Regions from separate parts of the Homo sapiens genome. Here all the other regions are linked to region 1. A link is a loop called in an ENCODE intact Hi-C map of the cell type or tissue named here. Cell type or tissue: endothelial cell of umbilical vein. All regions are shown on one strand.

Region 1 (2,500 bases):
GAAAACATTTATTTACAGTGGGCTTTGTTTTCATTGATTAAAAAAAAAAGGAACCACCAAAACTGTTCTTGCTAGAATTCAAAAAGACAATGAAAAGCTCATCTCCATAGTCTCTGAGGAATAAAATAGCTTGGGTGTGGTTATGTTTGGTGATTTAGCATGCTGAGTTAATTATTTTTCTTTTCTTTTCTTGAGACAGGGTCTCTCTCTGTTGCCCAGGCTGGAGTGCAGTGGCACCATCACAGCTCACTGTAACCTTGAACTCCTGGGCTCAAATGATCCACCCATCTCAGCCTCCCGAGTAGCTGGGACTACAGGCACATGCACCACCAAGTTTGACTTTTTCTGGGGAGGGGGGATGAGTGTCTTACTAGGTTTCCCAGGCTAGTCTGGAACTCCAGGGCTCAAGCGATTTTCCTGCCTTGGCTTCCCAAAGCACTGGGATTACAGGTGTGAGCCACTGCGCCTGGCCATTAAATTAATTCTTAAAAAAATGTCCTCCCTCTGGTTTTGGCAAGCAACTGAACTGAACTGAGACATAAATCTGTAGTCTTCGTTTTAGATTGCAGTTGAATTCATGAAGTAAAAATGTGCTTCTGACATGGTATTTTAAAAAAATGAACAACTGCTCTGTCTCAGCTGGCATGTCCTAAAAGAAGACAGCATCTGGATAAAATTCAACATAGAATTTTAGCTTTTGTGGCATTTTGAATAAAAACAGTTGGCCAAACAACTACCTATTTAAATTATTGAAAGCTGATGATTACAAATAATACTTCTGGCTGATAATTAGAGTGGAAGTAGAAATCATTCAGAATGCTATGAGGTTGGACAGGATTCCAGAATTAGTTTTCCCTTAAATAGAGTGTTGCAGACAAAAGCAGTTTGGTCTTCAAAGAGCGAGTATTCTTAAACCATTGCATTCACCAATGGGGGCTATGAAGATGTGGGTTAATTTACTTAACACTTCAGAGGTTTGGAGTTTTCAGACAGCCGCAAAGATGAGGCCAAATCGAGATTAAAATTGCTCATTCTTCTCTTGTTCTTTTCAAACACAATAACATCACGTTCTTAGAAGATGACTTGCCATACAGAGCTTTTTATTTGAGACCCAACACGGTAAAGAAACAAGGATACAATCCTCTTTGTAAAACAAAATGTAATTGAAAACAGCCACTAGAGGGCAGTGAAAATACTGGGGATGTTGCAATGCAAGTCCTTTGATCAGAACCTTAAAATGAAAGCTGTTTTGCAGGATTTTGAAAGCATTTGATTGTTTAGCAAATGAGAGACCTGAGGGGTGGGGGTGGGGGTAGAAGCAAGAGAAGAAAGTATCTTCTTGATCATATTAATGTAACATTAATGAAAGACAGCACTACCACGTCTGGCCCGAGCCTTCAGGACGACAGTTGTAGGACAGTGATTCAGCACAGATGATGTAATGAGGTCAGTCCCCCAATTCACTCTGTAATTTAACCCTGCCTACAATAGATCAAGGAGGCTGGGCAACCGTAACACAACAAAACACAAATCATTGGCATTCGACCTTACAGAACATTCAAAAGCAACAGTATTGGTAGGTTGTTTGCTGAGTGTGTGTGTGTGTGTGTGTGTGTGTGTGTGTGTGTCTGTTTAATGCAAGCAATGTCTTTTTAAAAGATTGTGAAGTCAGAATTATTACTTTAAAAAAAAATTCCCACAGCTCCATTTAACCCACGCTATTTGTGGGAGGTGAGAAAGAAATGACTCACATGATCGCTAAAATGCTTGTGAAAATGCAGATAAAATGGTGACAGACATTGAAACATTCAGCTCTGATTCTTTAAAAATCCTTGCAAAAAGAGAATTGGGCTGGAGGTAGGGAGGGTACAATCAAGAATTAATTCTAAGCACTCTGCAGAATCTTAGACCTTAAAGCTAGAAAGCATTTTAAGGTCCTCTGCATCATACAATATTTTCCATATTTCCAGCCTATAATTTTGCTTTTAGCCATTTCAAAGTAGAAAAATCTCTATACTGTGCTAGTACATCAAGAAGCAGTTCTCAAATCAGCTACCACTGAATTGACTATGGAAATGTGGCTGTAGATACAATTTGCAATTGTCAAAAGCAACCAAAGAATCTTTAGGGACTCTAGGCATAGGTGTAGTGAATAAGCACAGAAGTCATAGCCAACCCACTTTTATTTTCTAAAGCAGAGAACTCTGGCAACCAGTGTTGTGAGTTCCGTGGATGGCATGCTGGCTCCTTGAAGGAAAAGGCTCTTAGACACACTCAAGCTTGAACACACTCAAGCTTGAACGATGATGAGAAATAACCATATCCTTATTCTTCAGAGTAAAATGATTCATCCTAACTTGTTGACAGTAAAGAGAAAAAGTGTGATTCTTAGGTCCATGACAGTTTCTCCAATCATCTATCTAAAACATAGCTGCGATTGATTTATTGAACATATTTACTCATATATTTTTGTCAATAAGTACATATTTTTCATATAGGC
Region 2 (2,500 bases), 87 kb before region 1:
AAGTTGGGGCCATGTGATTGAGCTCTAGACTAAAGAGTGTGGGCAGATACGTTATCTGCCACTTCCAGACCCATTGTAAAACCTCCTGGTGGTCTTCCTTGTTATTTATTCCCCCTTCTACTATGGCTTTGGTATGCATGGCAGCATAAATATGGCGGCATTAAAATATAGAAAGAACTTAGGTCCCTGAGTCACTTCATGGACTCCAGCAAATCACATTGGACTCTGATGTGTCAAGTAGTACCTTATAGTGTGTTAAACCATTAGATTTGGAAGAGAGGAAGCAGATTTGTTAAAAAGTTACTCTACCTTGACAAATTAGTTTACTTTGACTAATACATGTAATGAGTCCAAATGATCATTAGAGATTTTAATCATTCTAATCTCATAGATCTAGAAAAGGTGTGTTCATCTGCTTCTTGAGTCAGAAAGCACAAATAAGGAAGGTTATCATTATATGCCAACGGTGGGATCTCATAACTTCGGCCCCTGTTCCTTCTTTCCTTGTCTCATACCTAGTACTTCTTGCTGGTCATTTGATATGTTTTTTCTACTCTCTAGAACATCCCTACAAGGTAGGTATAATGATTTTCATTTTATAGATAAATAAATGGAGTCTCAGAGTTATTGCATGGCTTTCTCTTGGTAACACAAGTAGAAAGTAGTCTATCTCCCAAATCGTTCACTGGGATCCAATGTCATATATTCGATTCTGTAGTATGATTGTTCCCAAAACTCATATATTAGGTTAACAGACCTTCCTTTACTCTTTAGTCACCTCTCATAGTCTCTATCATGCTACCCGGGGAATAAGTCTATCAATGGTAATGGAGAGAACTCTAAACCACCATTCCAATATGTATGTTGATTTCTTATTGCTGTGGGAGATTAATTTTGTATTTATCCTGGAAATTAAATTTCTGTCAACTTGTGATATAAAATAGGTTGTTTTAATAAAAATCTGTCTTGGAGACTTGAAATACCAAACAATGTAATTAGCAGCATGATCAGAAAAGCCGAAGGAGAAGTTATACTTTCACAATGGAGCACTAGAGGGCCTCCTAACCTAGGTTTTCCAAATTAGTTATAACCCACTGTCTCTGGATGCTACATACACATTTATTTATGTCTCTTTTGCACACCTCACATTTTACACACATAAGTATATTTTAAAGGGAACTTTTCAAACGTAAACTCAGTACTTTTCTCATATTCATTAAAACAAGTGCATCATTATTAAAATGCAAATGCACACATACCAGATATATTTGATCATCTTCCTCCTAAAATTATTTCATGTCTTACATTTTGGAGTGGTCTGTATTACAGAAGTTCAGCTCCTGCTAACAGGACTTGCCTTTCTTTACTAACCCCTGTGTTCTCTTCCTCAAATCTATTTCCACATTTAGTGCCTTGGGAATGAGCTGCCAGGATACTTTGCCCAAACATACCACTAAAGTGTGTAAATAGATCATGTAATCTCTGGGCCTGCTTTTGAGGGTATAAAATGAAGGGCTTGAGCTATATTGGTGGTTCTGAATCTCAGCTGCACATAAGAATTACTCTATAAGCTTGAAAAAAAATGCTTGAGTTCCACCTCAGGCTAATTAAATCAGAATTTGGGGAGTGAGGGGTAGTAGGACCAAGGCATCAATAAAGTTTAAGAGCCCACTCAGTGGTACTAATTTATAGCTAAGGCTGAGAATGACCTAACTACATTGCCTGTGAGGTCTAGTCTATTTCCCACATTCCTAGGCTGTATCTCGGCTGGCCTGACATAAACGTTCAGATGCACAGCCTACAAAAGCTTAGGTTTTCCACCTTACTTGAGTCTCAATTATCTCACTTTAAAATTCATTCCTAGAAATAGGGTTTCCTTCTTCAATTAACCATCTGCAAGACCAGGATGAATGGACAGAGGTATTTTATATACCTCTTCTCTATGCACCGCTGTGGAGATGAGATCTTGTACATATACTACAAACTCATTTTTGACAAGGATGATAATTTTTAAAAGAGAAAGACCAACTCTTTAGGATACCAGCATTGATTGTCCTCTATTAGGGTGACTGACTTGAAAGCCTAGGAATAATGCAGAAGGTATATACATTTGCTACATTAATCAACACTGGCATAGTCTGAGTTTAGAATCTATTGGATGCTGTAAGTTACCATGTATTTGCTTAAAACCCAGTAGGTGCCATTTTTGCCTGCAATTGCAGCACATCTTTAGCTGCAGGGAGTAAACTCAACTAGCACTGGCTTTGGGTACTTATGGTGCCTATTTAATAGGAGTCCAAAAGACTCCTATTAAAGATGCTAACTTTGTCCTTTACTTATGCTTACTAAGCGCCTCTACCAAATCTAAACTAAAAATTTGATTTGTGGCATTTATACTTCAACCTGAATAGAAGTTGCCCTATTTTCCCTGTAGAGATGAGCCCTTTCCCTCCATGTAAGAAGGAACTAACAGGAGGCACACACGTTGGACTCATTCTAT
Region 3 (2,500 bases), 480 kb after region 1:
GCCTTTGTGAACAGGGAAAAAGCATGTGTGTAGTTTTGGAACATCACTCTTTGTATAGCCTGCCAACTATTTAAAAAATAAAACATCTTACAGGAACTATAATTCCAGGTAATTCATTAAGTGCCACCACAGCAGACCATAAAACTGGATAAGACTTCCTAAGACTTGATTTTTTTCTCCAATTTTTAAGGAGCCACCAATATTGAGGGTTCCAAATAAAGTTAGTAGGTTTCTTCACTGTGTTTTCCTCTACATGCAACAATATATTAGATGACACTTTGTGGGTATACTTACTTAACTAATTTTGTGCCAGATTAATGAGGAGATATATTCACTCTAAAGCCCTAGTCAGACTAAAAATGTATAAATTTTATACATCTACAACATTTTTTTGAGACGGAGTCTCACTCTGTTGCCAGGCTGGAGTGCAGTGGTGCGATCTTGGCTCGTGGGAACCTCCACCTCCTGGATTCAAGTGATTCTCCTGCCTCAGCCTCCCAAGTAGCTGGGACTACAGGCATGCTCCACCACAACCAGCTAATTTTTGTATTTTCAGTAGAGACGGGGTTTCACCATGTTGGCCAGGCTGGTCTCGAACTCCTGACCTCAAGTGATCCGTCCACCTTGGCCTCCCAAAGTATGTGTTAGGATTACAGGCATAAGCCACCGCACCCAGCCTACATCTATAACAATAGCAAAATAGAAACTGCATTTAAGTTGTACTTAAGTTATAATTAAAGTAAATCACATTAAGTCATATTGCTCAAAGGGCAGCAAAACTTAATTGGCAGATTTCTGCGTGGCTATGTTTTGGTTTCTCAACTACTATTTTGAAAGCATGTTCTTGAATCATCTTCACCTGAAAGCTCTACATCTTGTAAGTAGAGCTGACAGGTTTAATTCTTAAGAAATACTTTTGTAAATGTTAATGCTGTCTGTGCTGTAGTTACCTGACTTTATGATGCTTTCTGTCTTCATTTAATTAAGATTCTTAGGAACAATGAAAAATCTTGAATGCTTTTTTTTTGAGACGGAGTCTCGCTCTGTCGCCCAGGCTGGAGTGCAGTGGCGCCATCTCAGCTCACTGCAACCTCTGCCTCCTGGGTTCAAGTGATTCTCCTGCCTTAGCCTCACGTGTAGCTGGGATTACAGGCATGGACCACCACCCCTAGCTTTTTTTTTTTTTTTTTAATTTTAGGAGAAACGGGGTTTCACCACATTGGCCAGGCTGGTCTTGAACTCCCGACCTTCAGTGATCCTTCCACCACCTCAGTTTCGCAAAGTGATAGGATTACAGGCGTAAGCCACTGTGCCTACTCAAAAATCTTGAATGCTTTTTTCACATAACTATTAGAATCTTGTTTAAAAGTTCCAGGTACAGATATCCTCATTTGTTTTCCCTGCATAACCAAGTTCTTTGATTTGCAGTTGACCAAAACTTGGTACAAGAATCTTTGTCTCTTCAAGGCAGTTCTGGAAATCCAAAATCCTGTAGTTTTTCCAGAGCAATTTCCTGAGTTTGGTAGAAGTTCGTGTTGCCTGAGTTTAGCCACTAGATGGTGATAATGCACAGATCCAAGTTTTCTTGTAACATTGTGAAAACAATTAGCAGGTTAAAGAGGCAGTATTAATTTGGAATATTTAGGCATTATTATAAGGAGTCGACAGGCTAAAGGAGGCGTGAAAGAAAGTTCTCCCTCTGTATTTGAGGAAGATATCTGGTGACTGGGTTATTTTCAGACTGTTGTGGGACTACAGTTGAAAAAAAAAAACCCAGCAAAAATGAATTCCTAGACAAAATAAGACCAAAGACACATAAAATACAAGCTCCAATTTTTTTAATTAGACCCAACAGAAACAAAAACACTCCAATAAATTGTTTATAAAAGCTTCCTGTCAGTATCTGTACTTATTTCCTCACAGACCAGTAACATCTGGTTGGCAGGCACTGGTCTGAGGACCACACTTCGGTGCTAAAAGCCTGTACTATAGTGCATCCAATTCAGTCAGCAGAACCGGGGTTCAAGACCTGACTTCATTACTACTAGCTGGATAGCCAGAGAAAGATCACTTAGCCTTTCTAAGGTCCACTTTACTCATTTGGATCAGGTTAATTATATCTATGATTAAGCTTTCTGTGAGAGCTCAATAATAATGTACTAACCTCTCAGGAAGTACTTGAAAGTTGAAACTGAATCACATAATTGGTACATTTACATATTAAACGTGAATTGTTTTATCTGATATCTACTCCATCTTCTTACTGAATGGTGTTTTCTCCTTGAATAGAAACGTGTTCAGTTGATCATCAAATACTTAAAGGACCTTGAAAGCTTGTCTGGCTCTAATTAAAGCACAGCTACTTGGTGATCTTAACAGAAACCTGTCCTCTCTCGGAGAAGTGCAACCTCTTCCACTGCGCTGACAGCTTTGTGGGAAGAGGGAGAACTACAGGAAACAATGAAGAAGTCAGAAGGTGCCTGTTTACCCAAACGTGTCT

The links. Hi-C counts contacts between places; a loop is a spot of excess contacts. Peaks named below come from ENCODE experiments on the same cell type or tissue, not always from the same donor. Only the 100,000 strongest peaks of a DNase experiment are listed, where the experiment ranks them.
Region 2: a loop joins it to region 1, with 5 times the contacts of the local background. A loop is called at or near these places in 3 of 110 quality-filtered maps.
Region 3: a loop joins it to region 1, with 6 times the contacts of the local background. A loop is called at or near these places in 3 of 110 quality-filtered maps.

The regions. Positions count from the first base shown.
Region 1 is chr13:77,477,272-77,479,771 of GRCh38, reverse strand. No RefSeq gene overlaps it. Among named protein-coding and RNA genes, the nearest start is that of SCEL, 57 kb to the left of the region's middle. RefSeq lists enhancers at 664-1,306, 1,307-1,951. In endothelial cell of umbilical vein, a CTCF peak has its summit at 1,198 (motif pointing right); a DNase peak (open chromatin) is centred at 1,381; H3K4me3 peaks cover 537 bases; H3K27ac peaks cover 288 bases; H3K27me3 peaks cover 262 bases.
Region 2 is chr13:77,564,414-77,566,913 of GRCh38, reverse strand. The region is part of intron 5 of SCEL (sciellin); the gene reads right to left. Among named protein-coding and RNA genes, the nearest start is that of SCEL, 30 kb to the right of the region's middle. In endothelial cell of umbilical vein, a CTCF peak has its summit at 1,038; a DNase peak (open chromatin) is centred at 1,053; H3K27me3 peaks cover 223 bases.
Region 3 is chr13:77,001,839-77,004,338 of GRCh38, reverse strand. CLN5 (CLN5 lysosomal BMP synthase) reads right to left here. Exons shown (of 4, transcript NM_006493.4): 4 at 1-2,500. Among named protein-coding and RNA genes, the nearest start is that of CLN5, 11 kb to the right of the region's middle. In endothelial cell of umbilical vein, a CTCF peak has its summit at 1,541 (motif pointing right); a DNase peak (open chromatin) is centred at 1,568.